Linked DNA regions of Homo sapiens: regions 2 and 3 are each linked to region 1. A link is a contact called in ENCODE Hi-C or POLR2A ChIA-PET data. All regions are on one chromosome and are shown on one strand. The core of a region is the stretch at or near the end of the contact, and the rest is flanking DNA. Distances in the headings are between cores, read along the strand shown.

The links. A loop is a pair of places that touch in the nucleus more often than their neighbours do. ChIA-PET counts read pairs that join two places held with the same protein, here RNA polymerase II (POLR2A). Pooled maps may share reads with other maps.
Region 2: a pooled map shows a loop between it and region 1 (8-fold over the local background). The contact joins the enhancer-like site here to the promoter of CDC42EP4 in region 1. A Hi-C loop is called at or near these places in 5 of 37 single-sample maps with no recorded cell type and 5 of 50 pooled maps.
Region 3: a map with no recorded cell type shows a loop between it and region 1 (4-fold over the local background). The contact joins the enhancer-like site here to the promoter of CDC42EP4 in region 1. A Hi-C loop is called at or near these places in 3 of 37 single-sample maps with no recorded cell type and 3 of 50 pooled maps. POLR2A ChIA-PET finds 5 or more read pairs at or near these places in 3 of 52 experiments (A549, GM10248 and K562).

Annotation. Positions count from the first base shown.
Region 1 is chr17:73,309,939-73,314,711 of GRCh38, reverse strand. It overlaps CDC42EP4 (CDC42 effector protein 4), which reads left to right and starts at 2,711. Exons shown (of 2, transcript NM_012121.5): 1 at 2,711-2,819. RefSeq lists silencers at 2,333-2,492, 2,563-2,822, 3,273-3,822, 3,833-3,962.
Region 2 is chr17:72,419,466-72,424,238 of GRCh38, reverse strand. It overlaps LINC00673 (long intergenic non-protein coding RNA 673), which reads left to right. Exons shown (of 4, transcript NR_152516.1): 3 at 3,173-3,539. Among named protein-coding and RNA genes, the nearest start is that of LINC02003, 79 kb to the right of the region's middle. RefSeq lists enhancers at 70-139, 1,440-1,849, 2,463-2,592, 2,643-2,702, 2,093-3,292 and 1 more. Within about 2 kb of position 2,903, at least 15 of the 41 ENCODE cell types and tissues checked have a DNase peak (open chromatin) inside an H3K27ac peak, as active enhancers do.
Region 3 is chr17:72,615,731-72,620,503 of GRCh38, reverse strand. LINC00511 (long intergenic non-protein coding RNA 511) reads left to right here. Exons shown (of 5, transcript NR_033876.1): 3 at 1,940-2,188. Among named protein-coding and RNA genes, the nearest start is that of LINC00511, 22 kb to the left of the region's middle. Within about 2 kb of position 2,428, at least 6 of the 41 ENCODE cell types and tissues checked have a DNase peak (open chromatin) inside an H3K27ac peak, as active enhancers do.

The sequences.
Region 1 (4,773 bases), core at 1,462-3,961:
CTTTTGTAGAGATGGGGTTTCGCCAGGTTGCCAGGTTTCTCTTGAACTCCTGGGCTCAAGCGATCCACTGGCTTCAGCCTCCCAAAGCAGTGGGATTACAGGCATGAGCCACCGCGCCCAGCCTAAGTGATCTCTTTTAATATTCACCCCAATAGGGGAAGGTAGAGATTGCTGTTCTCACTTTACAGATGGGGAAGCTGGTGGATAACTTGTCAGCTCATAAATGGCAGAGCTAGAATTCCAATCCAGAGGCGTCTCCAAACCTCTATCCAGCGAGCCTTACCCACAGTCCTGTTGCAGCTCCTACTTCTTTTGAGGACACCTTTGGCACTAGGTCATGATGACAGCAATCACCTCCATTCTGGTTGCTTTCTAGTCATAAAGCGCTTTCACACCTGATATCTCATTCCTCTTTACACCCTCCAGACGAGGCTAGCAGAGGGGTCCTGTGCTCTTTGGACACATAAGGACAGCCAGGCTAGCTAAGGGTCAGAGGTGGGAATTAGCGACTTCCCCATGTGAAAGGGAATAGAATCTCGGGACCCCAAATTCACTATGTCAAAGGGAAAGTTTAATCCCAGCACTTTTGGAGGTTGAGGTGGGTGGATTGCTTGAGCTCAGGAGTTTGAGACCAGCCTGGGCAACATGACAGAACCCTGTCTCTACAAAAGAAAAAGTACAAAATATGTAGCTGGGCATGGTGGCGCACACCTGTAGTCTCAGCTACTCAGGAGGGTGAGGTGGGAGGATCGCTTGAGCCCAGGAGGCCAAGGCTATAGTGAGCTACGATTGCAGCACTGCACTCCAGCCTGGGCAACAGAGCAAGACCCTGTCTCCAAAAAAAAAAAAGGGGCGGGGCTGGGGGGGACGTTAAGCTTGGAAACCACAGAAGCTGCTTTCCTTTTGTTCCCAGATAGCTGCAGTTTCACAACCCTGTTGACACAGGGTTTCCTTTGCTCCCCTTAGACGTACTGAGTAGGAGACAATGCATCATTGACTTTTTCTTCTATTCCCTTTCACATGTAAAATGTAGACTTACAGACACTAAATCAGAGCCTCACACGCTTGTGACCTCAATGCCTTTCCTCCCTCTCTCCCTCTTCTTTTCCTTTCCTGCTTGCTTTTTCTCTTTTAAATACAGAAGTTCCCAAAACCTTTTTGGAAAAAAGGTGATTTTTCCCCGGTGGATCCTCAACCTTGGCTAACTAAACCTCTATTTGATTGAGATCTGCCTTAGTCACTTTTTGGTTTACATCCATGATAACCCCGCCAGGGTTTGAATCCACAGTGTCTGCCTCCCAAGTGGCTCCAAACCCTACCTTTCCCTCCAGATGTCCAGTTCAGAATTTGATTTTACTTATTATTCATTTATTTTTTTTTTTGAGATGGAGTCTACCTCTGTCACCCAGGCTAGAGTGCAATAGCGCGATCTCGGCTCACTGCAACCTCCACCTCCCAGGTTCAAGCGATTGTCCCGCCTCAGCCTCCTGGGTAGCTGGGATTACAGGCGCCCACCACCATGCCCGACTAATTTTTGTATTTTTGGTAGAGATGGGGTTTCGCCATGTTGGCCAGGCTGGTCTCAAACTTCTGACCTCAAGTGACCCCCCACCTGCCTTGGCCTCCCAAAATGCTAGGATTACAGGCATGAGCCACTGCGCCCAGCCCAGAACTTAATTTTCACAGCAGGATGGAGTGGCCAAACCATTAGCTCTCAAGAGCTGGTTGCTGTCGCACTGCAGAGGGAAACGGAAATGTGCTGTCCCCAGAAAGCAGAATGTTCCTGAGGGCTTAGGGACCTCGCAGCCATGGGGAAAGTCTGGGGCCTTCACCCTCACTTCCTTTAAAAACCGAGGGTGGGGTTCAGCTAGAGGCAAGGGAACTTTTCACTTTGCGCCTTGTCCACTTTAGTTGACTACTTCGCAGCTGGCATTCTACCTTGATAATGATCATTTCAACTGAAACTATTCCTCTAAAAAGAATAGAGTCCAAGGCCTGGGACTTGGATTCAGGCTCTGGGACTCAGGAGTTGATCCTCCTTGACGTTCACCTGGTGCAAATTTAGCCTCAGCTGATACTTAGGAGGCAAAGGCACAGACGGGGATGCGGGGAGCTCAAGGGCTGTCACCCTGTAGAAACATTTCTGACGCCCAGTCCAAGCCTGGCCTCGGGGCTGGCCGGCTCCTCCCCGCTCCCTCGTTTACAGCGAGAGTCTGGGATGGCACCCACGAAGCTGGTGGCGCCAGCCCTCCTGCCCCATCTCCCGACAGTACTGCAGCCAGGTGGTTAGCAGGTCCGGGAGGGAGCAGGAACGAGGAACGCCACCCGGGCTGGAGTTCTTGGTTTCTTGCCCCGGCTCGAATGGGGAAGAGCCTCAAAAGAGCCTCGCGCCAGGCCCCCGGAGGGAGACGCGCCCCTGGCCCTGGGGGCCCCAGTGGGGGTTCGCGGCCGGAGCGCAGGCTGGGGCGGGAGTGTCTCCCGGAAGCCGGGCGGGCCCAGGCTGCCCCATACGGAGTTGGGAAAGTCTCAGGCTTTCAGTTTGAACCGAGGAGGCCGAGCAGTCGGGCAGAGGTTCCCGACGGCCATTGGCTGCTGCGGCGCCGTGACATCAGCGCAGAGGGGTGCGCGGGGAGGGTTGCGCGGGGCGGGCGCGGGCGGAGCCTGGAAGGGGAGTGTCCTGGAGGCTCCCAGCCCTGAAAGCCCGAGAGCCAGAGGGAAACAAACGCCGGCGCTGACAGGGGCCGCCAGCCCCTCCGCCGCGCGGAGCCCACGAAGGGGACAGCGCAGCCGGCCCAGAGCTCGGGTCTCCGGGGACCGAGGTAGGCGACGGGCAACCGCCTCTGTCTGTGGTAGCCGCCTTCGCGCTGGGTGCCCTGGGTGGGCTTGGGGGTCTCGAGTCCCCCTGTGGGGCAGAGAGGATCGAAGCTGGGGATGCGAGGCCGCGGCGCGGGGAGAAGGGCGCGGAGCCCCCACTTCTCGGCGCTCGCGCTTTTCACCGCGCCCACCGCGGTGCCTGGGACCCTAAGCTGCGCACCTAGTGTCCTGGCAGAGCGGGATGTGTGGAGGAGGAGGTGGCAGGGAGCCGGGCGCAGCGTTGCCGGGACTCCATTTCCTCTCTCCACGCTGGAACTCCCGGCCCTGGCCAAGGGTGCCGCTGAGGGGGTTGGGGGCCGGTTTTAAAGGGCCTCCCCCTTCCCAGGAATGGGGTGTGTGTCGGTGTGGGCAGGAGCGCAGCAATCGGCGGCGCGCGGCCCGCGATCTCCGCGAGGGGGGCGTGTGTGCGCCCGGAGTTCTCCATGAATAAGAACCGAATTCTCCGCCTGTACGGGCAGAGGCGTGTACACATCTCGCTCTCGTACACACACTGCAGCACACGCCACCCAATGTCACCCGGCCGGGAAGCCAGAGGGAAGGAGCTGTCTGGAAGGGAATGGCCGAAGGAACAAATGGTCCTCCTTTCCCCTACTCCCGCCCCGCGAACCCTTCCCTCCCCCGCCAGGCTCCCGCCCCGCCCGCTCCCTCGGAAGCCCGGGAGGCCGAGGCGCCTCCTGGCGGGGTGCGGGGGGAGGGCAGTCGAGCCACCCGCCCCCTTGGAGCCGGGGAGACGGCCGCTCCTGGGCTAGTGCGCCCCGAGCTCAGCGCGCTCAGCGGGATCGCAGGCGGGAGCGGTCGGTTAATGATTTAATCGCCCGCTTGGGGCGGGTGCGCGCGGATCGGCCGTCCCTGGCCCCGCCCCCTCTCCGGAGCGCCCCCAGCCGGGGTTACAAAACTGCCCCCTGCCCCCGGCGCGTCCCCCAGGAGCCATCCTGCCCGCGGGGATCCCGTCAGCCGGTGAGTGCCCCGGCCGGGAGGGCTGGAGAGCTGGGCGGGAGCCGGGGCTGAGGCTGAGCCAGCTTCCTGGGAGAGGACTGAAGTGCGTGTGTGTGTGTGTGTGTGTGTGTGTGTGTGTGTGTGTGTGTGTGTGTGTGACTGGGGGAGGGGTGCTCGCTGCTAACTCAAACCAGGTTCCCTGTGTTTTCCCAGTGACTGCGGCCTCGGCTTTGGAAGTTTTCTTTTTCTCCCTGGGAGAATGGAGGGGAAATACAATGCCTTTTCTTTTCTCGTTGCCTCTGGAACTTCTCTCTCTCCACGACTCCCACCCCTTGCAATCTGACCGGCTCCCACATCCCTTACTGTGTGCCCGGTGCCCACTGTTTGCCCAGATAGCTGAGCAGCTGGATCCGGGTGGAGTCCTTGGGAGCCCCCGTCGCTGCGAAGCCCCCTGCCCTCCCCTGAGGGTCCAGGGTGCTGGAGGGAAAATCTCTCTCTCGTCCGAACCCCAGCAGCCATCTGTACCAGAGAAATGTCCCATCCAGCGAGTGTAAATAATGAGGGGCCGGTGACAGGGGCCTCCTGCAAGGCGACTTCTTTGGCAGTCTGGGTTTCCAATAACTCCCTCAGCCCCCGCCCGCTTCTGAGGCTAGGGTGGAGGAGGGACCACCAGCAGGGTGGACTGAATTTTAAGAGAACAAAGAACAGGCCACAAAGGAAGGGATTGCTGAGCTGCGGATTTCTGATTTCTCCCAGAAATCGGGAGTTGGCTGGGACTGAGCCAGGCCCTAAGAGAGCCCCTGGCAGCCCCAGGGGCTCCTGGGGCAATAACAGGGCATCCACCAGGATCTCCTGAGGCTCTATCTCTGCTGAGAAGCCAGTGCCTACTGAATGCGGGGGTGCCCTGCCGGTTCCTGCTCTCATCAACTGCCCTGTGTGAGCTGCACATGTGACTGACTGATT
Region 2 (4,773 bases), core at 1,654-4,153, 890 kb after region 1:
AGGGGTACAGAGTGCAGGGAACACCCAACAGGGACATTATCATGCCATGGAGCAGCTAATACTGCTTGAGATCATTCTTCGTGGTCTCCCTGATGCTCTTTGAGGGGTCCCCTTGTTGTCTCGCAGCCTCTTAGCACCCTCCCGTCTTCCTCCTCCCTCCAAGAAAGGACAACTTGACAACGGCAGGAATGAATGGGTCGGCCGTCTTTCCTCTTGTCTTTCTCGTCCTGCAGCCACAATGATCCTCCAGGCAGGACAGGCTAAGGGTGCTTCAGAGCTCGCAGAACCAGCGTGTCTTTCTAAGAATGCTTCTGGGACGGCCCCGTCTTGGTGGTGATTAGCAGCTGTCCCGTGATTGCACGTAACCTGAAAACAGAACCTATAAGGGAAATGAATGCCTGGTGCCCTTGGTTGGGGGACCTTGCTGTTCATGCACACGGTGGAGAGCTAGCTGGGGGCCACGCCAGAACCCCCTTCTACCTGATAAAGCCTTAGAATTGTGGACATATTGCAGTCTGCTGGAAGCGCTTAGAGCAGGAAAGGGCAATGGGAGTGGTGGGGTCTTTACCTGTGTGTTTCTCCCAAGGTTGAGTGTGTTTCTGAGTGATCCCGCCAGGCTCCTGGGCAACATGGACACTTTCCTCCCCAATGCCTTGCATTCTTCCGCTCCCAGACCAATGGCCCAGGGAGATGGAGCAAGATGGTAGCCTCATGGCCAGGTCCCTGGAGCCAAAGTTTTAAACAGTGATATTACAATGTTACTGCCTTGTGTGGATTTCACATACTTCCTTTTAAAGAACTGTCACATTCCCTACCATATAGCTCCAAGAGCTTCTGTGGTGAGATCATTAGGAGGAAGGACTGTTTTTAAAGGTGAAAACTCTGACGCTCCAGGAGGACACGCTGTCTCCCCAGGTCCATCCATCGTGTGTGTGTGTGTGTGTGTGGCGGGTAGGGGAGAGGTGCTGCGGCTCGAATGTTGGTTTCTGCCATAACCATAATTGAGAGTGAAAAACCCGGGCCCTGGGAGAAAGAAGCCAGTCCTGGTTCTGAGTGTCAGCGGCAGTGCAGATGAGCTCACCCGGGGACCAGAGCCATTTAGAGGATTTGCAGATGGAACTTCCCCTCGGGGTCCAACTGTGAGTCACTGTGGTTCCTGTCCCTGCAGCGGGCTCCATCTCCAGGCCTCCCACTTCACCCTGGGACATTATGGTCGCTGGTCAGACCTCATGACTCACTTGGACTCTTGAGCCACCTCTGGGGGTGGAGTCTCTCTCCTGGCATCTGGACCCTTGGTGCTATCGACGAAGCTTGGCTGGCGCTCTTAGCTGCTATGTGCAAGACGTGTGTCCCAGGGAAAGCCCCTCTCTCTCTGCAGAGGTCAAGTGAAAGCCACGGCCGCAGCCAACAGAGTTCAAAATGCAGGCTTGGAAAGTCCAGGGGGCTCTGTGGAGGTGAGACAGCCACAGGCTGAGCTTTCTGAGCCCTTGGGGTGAGTTTGGCTGTGATACCTGAGAGATGGGGGAACTAACAAGCGCCGGGTTGCAGTGTCGTCCCATGCAGAGGAGCGAGCAGAGTTCACCCAAAAGGCCAACGGCTGGCAGGGTGTCACGTTTCCCACCACACCCGGGGCTCAGCCTCTGCTGTCATTTCTCCTCCTTGGTTTTCATCTTCTAAGGGAAGAAATAGTGTCATCTTTTCTCAACCTGTCAGTCTCACACCTGCCTGGAGCCCCTGGCAGTGAGACACCCAGTGCTGTTTAATCTGATGTCATCTCTGTTGATTGTCTGTTTTAGAAACCAGGTAGCAAGAGGGACTTTCTGAGGATTAAAAAAAAAAAAGTAAATCCCCAAACTATTTCGGGGAGGTTTTTTTTTTTTTAACCTCCTGTTTTTTAGTTTCATTATTTCTTTTTCTCTTACATACACTCTTTTTTAATTAAGAAAAATTAATTTTTTAAATTAAAAAAGACCAAATGCACCCCTTGGGTTGAGGAGTTATGAGAGCAATGTTTAGGGTAAAGGTCAAAGGTGAGATGGATGTCACTGGGTCTTGGGCATGGGTACCCACCTGCTGGCAAACATAAGAGAGGCCATACGAGAGTGGGGAAAGAAGGGTTACTGAAAAATGCATATGAGCTTGTTTTCTCTAATGATGTTTATTTGTTGTCTATCAGGAGATTAGTCCTGAGAGACTGACACCAGAGCCACCTGACGAATGTGGGTGCTCAGAGCCTTGGACTCGATGACCTACCTCTCCTGCCTCCCACCTGACTCCTGAAGTAGGGGAGTGTATTAACAGTCACAGGCCTCAGTTTACCTGCTTTCAGCCTCTGCCCTTCCCGAGAGGGTTGAAGCTGACTTGCTGCATCGCAGTTTTGTCCTTTAGTTCATCAGCTCTGGAACTTTCCACTTCTGGTGTTTTTGGTTTCCAAACAGAGGATTGAGGACGTATGAGAGCAATGTTTAGAGTAAGGTCAAAGATGAGGTGGATCTAACTGGGCCTTGGGCATGGGCGCCTACCTGTCAGACTCTGTCCTTCTCAGACAGCTGCCCAGGCAGGAGCTGCCTCTTGGGACAGTGAGTGGGCCATCTCCATTGAGAGAGTAGGGGGACAAAGGGAAAAGGCAGGGACTGGGTCACTCCTGGGGATGCTGTTTGACATAGACCATGAGGGTCAGCCCCACTGGGCCTGGCTGACCTGGTAGATGGGTAGGTCTAGGGTATGAACATGGATATTAGTTGGCCAGGGTGTGAGAACTTGTGTGAAAGGGTCGGCCCCTGGGTGACTCAGTCTCCTAGCAAACTATAAAAGGGAAGTGACTCATTTCCAGCCCTGAACAAGAACTCCTAAGGCTAGGCCGCCAGCACCTGTCTGGGACGTGGTTAGTTATTAACGCTGCCAGTAAGAGTGTCATGGGAACCAAACGCAGGCCTAGATGCCTGGAGGCAACTTGGCTTTTCACAGCTTGCAACTGTCCACTCACCTTCCCTTGCTGTGGCTCCTCTCTGCCTGACCCCAAATGCAGAGGAGCCCCTTGAACTCTTAGTTGCTGGTGGCTCCCCAGGTGCCTCTTGAGGGTGCAAATTCCACAGGGGTTGGGGAAGGGGGAAAAAGAAATGGGTTGGTCAGGGGAAATCACAACTTTTTTTTCTTTTTTTGTCCTGTTTAGAAGATCAGGTTCAAGTTGCCAGCCAGACTCTGGGCTTCCAGGAGGAGTGGGCTGTGGATGGCCTGGCCTCATTTGCATGTCCCTCTCCTCCCGGCCCTGCAGGTGCCACCTCCTGAGTCCTGGTTCCTGCGGCTCCGTCGAATCTGCAGTGAAGGCCTTTGGGAAGCGTGGGTTATGTGGGTCCAGGGGTCCCATCCTCCCGTGGAGGCCCTTGACCTGAGGATCACTAACTCACACCCCACCGACTTCCGGCCCCCAACAAGGGCAGTGTTCCTCTTGCTCCATTCTGCTCTGAAGTCCCCCAAACCGCTTCCTGGGGCTGCTTAGTGAAATACAAGGCTCATCTCTGAGGACCTCTACAGGGCTGGTGAGTTGAGCCAGGAGTTCAAATCTGCTCTGCCTTCTCCTTTCTTTCTCCACGTCTGGAAAAGTACAGAATGGGCAGCTTCTCCTCTCAGATCCCAAAAGGCATGTTTTACTGCTCCTGGGGGAGGCTCAGCCTGGGCACAAGCTATGTCTACTCCTGCCAGGGCCCTGCCCCTCCACTTCCAAACTGTCAAGCAGGAGGAGGGAGGATGATTGAACAGAAAGACACAGGAGTTTTAGTGAGTCAGGCTCCCCAGTGTCCAAAAAGGGACCCAGGGCCCAGGGGGAAGAGACATCCCTGGTATTTGTTGCCACCTTTGTAAAACCCTCAAGTGCTGGCAGGCAGCACAGAGGGAGTGGCGATGCCACTTGCCTGCCTAGTCTATGGGAGGAATTGGGACATGTGCTCCCTGGGTGGCCCTGAGCAAGCCATCGAACTGCTCCCCCAGAGTTTTCCCCATCTGTAAAGTGGGAATAATAACAACACCTGTCCTGCTTACTTGACAGGGTTTATGTGAGGCCGGCTGAGATCACTGAGCATGTGACAGGGCTTTGGGAGTGGTTAAGGGCCACCCAGATCGGGGTTGAGGCACCGGGGTGCTTATGGTGATTAGCAGCAGAGCAAGGCCTGAGGTCTGTGCTCCCCAGGGAGGGTGGCTTTACAGGCACCCACCTGCGGCTTAAGAGCTTCTTGGGCCTCCCACGGCTGATAAATCACCACCGGGTGGGTGTGCTTTGTCTGGGCTCCAGCATGAGCAGACAGCCTGCCCTTGGCAGCTGCAGAGAGCAGCTCCTCTGCCTTCTCTCCCTTTCTTAGTGGGTTGGGCAGGCGCAAAAATAGATCCCAGAACCCCATCTCTTAGGTTTTGCCAAGGGACCCTCCAACTGCTCATCTAGACATTCTGGTGGCATGGAGTTCCTTTCTCAGGTCACATAACCATTGGGGGTGCTGATTTAGGTGTCTCCTGGCATAGGATTTGCCCTGGTTTATCACCTGCTGCTTCTGCTGCTGCTTTTTAAAAAAATTGAAGATGGGGTCTCACCATGTTGCCCAGGCTGGTCTTGAACTCCCAAGCTCAAGTGATTCTCCCACCTCAGCCTCCTCAGTAGCTGGGATTACAGGCTCATGCGACCATGCCCTGCTTGTCACCTTGCCATCAAAGAAGAGAGACTTGCAGAAGAGTGTCAGATTCTATCCCATAGTGCAGTATACCAAGGAGGTGGTCTGCAAATGG
Region 3 (4,773 bases), core at 1,179-3,678, 690 kb after region 1:
AGGTTGTCTTGGACCCTACCCACATGAGCGAACCCAGGCAAGATCAGCAGATCAGCCCAGGCAACCCAAAGAATCATGAGAAAGAAATCGTAATTGTTGTTTAAGGTACTAAGTTTTGGGGTAGTTATACAGCAGTAGATAATGGATACCAACCCATGGCTTGGGATCCAAGCTCCGTCAATAGGCATACTCAAGCTAAGCTGCACATTGAGTCCATTGTAGATCACAGAACCACAGTCAGCCTTGCAGGACTGCAAATGCAGGATGAAATATCCCTTGTTTTAAGCCACTGAGTGTTCCAGTCATTTGTTTGCAACAGTCTTGTGTCAACAGCTGATTGACACGAGGGATTCAACCCTAGGAACGCCTGACTCCAAAGCCTGTTCTTAGCCTCATCACAATACCGTGCTGTTGTCCCTTAGGCCATGAAACATCTAAGACATATTGATCTCAGTTCCCAACTATTAATACATTCCCAGGCTGTTCAGAAGTGCCCAGAAACCCTTTGTCAAACATGGGTGCCATCATTGTAGAGCCTTCCAGATTGTTAGAAAAAGAAAGGAGTGGGGATTATGTGCTGAAAGAGATGGACAAGGAGCTATTTTGTAAACTCTATAACATTTGGCAAAGAATATATCCTTAAATACAAATTAAAATAGCTTAGGTCATACCTAGGAGTGCCGAGGCAGAGAGAGAACACTGGAGGAGCAGGGAGGAAAATATAGAAAAACATGTTCGTGACTTCAGGGTAGGGAAGTTGCAGACTCCATATAACATAAATATATTTTTATGAAGTTCAGAAATAAAGCTAAGCATGTTATTTGGGGACATGTACATATGTATTAAAACCACAGTGAAAATAAAGGGAGTAATAAAATTCAGCGTGTTTGTTGTTCTGGGGAGAAGAGAGAAGGGCAACTGAGGCCGGGTGTGGTGGCTCACAGCTGTAATCCCAGCACTGAGGTCAGGAGTTTGAGACCAGCCTGGCCCATCTGTACTAAAAAATAAAAAGATTAGCCAGGCATGGTGGCACGCACCTGTAGTCTCAGCTACTCGGGAGGCTAAGGCAGGAGAATTGCTTGAACCTGGGAGGCGGAGGTTGCAGTGCACCAAGATCGTGCCACTGCACTCCAGCCTGGGCAACAAAGCGAGACTCCATCTCAAAAAAAAAAAAGAAGAAGAAGAAGAAGGGCAACCTGAAGGACTGCATAAAGAAAGTCAGAGTGGCCAGGTGCAGTGGCTTGTGCCTATAATCACAGTACTTTGGGAGGCCGAGGCGAGAGGATCATGAGGTCAGGAGATTGAGACCATCCTGGCTAACATGGTGAAACCCCATCTCTACTAAAAATACAAAAAAATTGGCCGGGCGTGGTGGCAGGCGCCTGTAGTCCCAGGTACTCGGGAAGCTGAGGCAGGAGAATGGCGTGAACCCGGGAGGTGGAACTTGCAGTCAGCTGAGATCGCGCCACTGCACTCCAGCCTGGGTTACTGAGCAAGACTCCGTCTCAAAAAAAAAAAGAAAAAGAAAGTCAGAGTGAGGCATGGATCATCTTCTAGATCTTCAGTTGGGTGGTAGAGTCCAGGTTTTCATTTTACCATTTTATATAAGGGTAGCATCCTCATGGGTGGGGTATACTGTGATGCTTAGGTGTGTGGACGCTGAGTCTGAATCCTAGTTTGCCACTCATTAGAGTCTTACACATGCAACTTAACCTCTCAGTGCCTCAGTTTCCTCATCTGTAAAACAGGTGTTGATGGCAACAGTACCTACCTCGTAGAGTTATTAGGAGGAAGTGCTTGAAACCGAGCCTGTGAGTTACATGTTATTAAATATATAGCCACCATTATACAATAAAATTGATTGAGTCGGGAGAGGAGACTCATCTGTGCTCCTTCATTAACTCAACACTGATTATGTATCTGCTCTCATCGGGCATAGGTGCTCACATGCCAGGAGAAATAAGCTGGTGATTTATGTGGCACAGCACCATCGATCGACCTACAAAGGAAGCTTCAGTGCAGCCGTGTTGCTATACAGACCTCTCTCACCAAGGCGTCATGAACTGAAGGGCTGGGAGAGGCCTCGTGGAGGAGGAAGAGTTTCGCTCAGCTGCTTGGGTGTGGGACTGAATGTGGTTCCAGAACTGGTCGCTGCCTTCACCCGCTGACTCTGGTCTCGGCGATGACAGTGAGTTCCTTCTTGGCGCCTTCAATGGGAGGGATTGTCGTGCACTTGGGGAGGAGTTGGCTGTGGAGTTCAATCATTAATTTGCCACAATTAAACCAGAGACTTCTGTCTCCAGCAGCAGATAAGCAAGCAGAGAGCTAACAACGAGGAAGGGCGGGGCGGTCTGACAAACCGGTTGTGAAGGGCAGGCTAGGCTGATTGAGAGCTGATAGGGGACTGTCATTGCTTTATTGTGGCAATAACGCCGTCAGGCATCTGGGGAATTAGGAGGGAAAGCCTCAGCTGGCATTGGCTGCAGGCACAAAGGGGGAAAACCCCAGCCAGACTTTTTCAGTCTGCTGGGCCACCAGAAAATGTTTTGGGGTCCCCGAGGTACGTGTGAGGCTGAGAGTTGGTGATCAGCTCCCCCGGTTCCTTCCTGGCTGGGCTACATGAACCGGGGACAGCTGGAGTGTTGAGTTTTGACATTCCCAAAGACAAGCAGCTAAAGTCAAGAGGACTGTGTCACACAGAGATGGTGATCAGGGGAATGGAGTCCCTCGGAGGCAGGGAAGGAGGCAGGCAGCCTTAGGTTAGACTCCAGGAAGAACTGTCTCCTGAAGCAGTGATAATTGGAACAGGCAACATCTGTGTGCTTGCTCTGTGCCCAGTGCTAGGTGCTTTCCATGAATTCACTAATTCCTGAAACCCACAGGTAGGTCCTTTTATTGCCCCTCTACAGAGACGAGAAAAACTGGGTCTTGCTGAAATTAAACATCTTGCCCAAGGTAACGTAGCTCCGAAGTAGCAGAGACAGGAATTGAAATTGCAGAGCTTCCTCTCGAAGCCTCTAGATGCTAGCCTACGTCTTCAAAGATGCCCATCAATCAGAGATGTAGGACAGTCTTATCTCTGGAATCTTCCTTGGTCTTCTTGTTCTGGCATTGATCAGCTGGTGTGTCATACACACACACACAGGCACACACGTACACACACACATTATATATATGCATACATGCCATGCATACACATCACATACAGGTACAAGCACACGCATATGCACAAACATTGCACATCACACACATCTACACACACATTACATACATGCACATGCACATCACATACACGCACACACTACAGATATAATCCCTCCCCAACTCCTCCACAGCCCCCCACCACAAACCTTTAAGGTACTGACATGACTGTAACAGAGTCATTGACCCTCAGTGGATTCTCCACCCCTGGACAACTGTGGAAAGACCAGTGGCATTCCTGGGAGTACTTTGACGGTTGTACAGGGCCCAGCAACTCTTGGCTGCCACAGCCCCCTGAAAAACAATGGCCTTGAAGTTGTCCACCCTCACTGCGCTGGGCTACACTCATTGGGTCATGCTTCATTTTTGCAGAAGGCCCTTCTGTGAGTACTTTAAATTCCTGAAAAAGCTCATTACATTTTGCCATGGTCCTGAGATGGTGACTGGGGACTGTCCCTGCTCTCATTGACTTGACTGAATTGAGGTCCAGATTAAGCCATAAAACAAAACCCAAAATGCAACCTCCCAAGCCCCCAACATGCCAAGACTGGCAGAAATTCTGAGACCAGGTAAAAGATGCTGCGCCCCCTCAAGTCTGTTCAATGATCAGGCGGGGACTAGGGAATGCTGGTTTGACTGGTGGGCTCCTCCCCTGCCTTCTCTGTTGGGGGTCGTGTTTGCTTTGTGTTCTTGGCCACAGGGTTAGCAGGAAGGAGATCACCAATGCATCGTTGCATGTGCTGTTCTTTGATTTTTCTCCATTCTTCACCCTGGAAGAAGGAGTGAATTTATGGACCTGTTATGGACTGACAGATGCCCTCTGCAGAATTAGAGGCAGCCTGGGATGGAGGTTGGGTTCTGAGACTTACATCTTGAGCAGGATTTCTCAGTCTCAGCACTGTGACATTTGAGGCTGGATCATTCTTTATTATTATTATTATTTTGAGACAGAGTCTTGCTCTGTTTCCCAGGCTGGAGTGCAATGGCTGGATCATGGCTCACTGCGACCTCCACCTCCTGGGTTCAAGCGATTCTCCTGTCTCCACCTCCCGAGTACCCGGGATTACAGGCGCCTGGCACCACACCCGGCTAATTTTGTAATTTTAGTAGAGATGGGGTTTCACCATGTTGATCAGGCGGGTCTTGAACTCCTGACTTCAGGTGATCCAGGTGATCCACCCATCTCGGCCTCCCAAAGTGCTGGGATTACAGGCATGAGCCACCACACCCGGCCTGGATCATTCTTTATTACAGGGTTTTGTCCTGTGCCTTGTAGCGTGGTGAGTAGCATCCTGGCCTCTACCAACTAAATGCCAGTACCACCCTGGCTTCCCAGTTGTGACCATGAAAAACCTCTCCAGACGTTGCCCAGTGTCTCCAGAGTAGGGGGAGGGGCAAAAGTGTGTGGGTTGAGGAGCACTCATAGAGACGACTTCAAAGTTTTGGAGCACGACTGACTTCCTGCCAACAGTCACTCTGCCCCTCAGTCCCTTTGCTTCTCTCTCCATCCTTGCCCTTCCCATCTGTTCAATGGGCACTTCGATGGCCATGAACTAAACCATTTACTCTGTG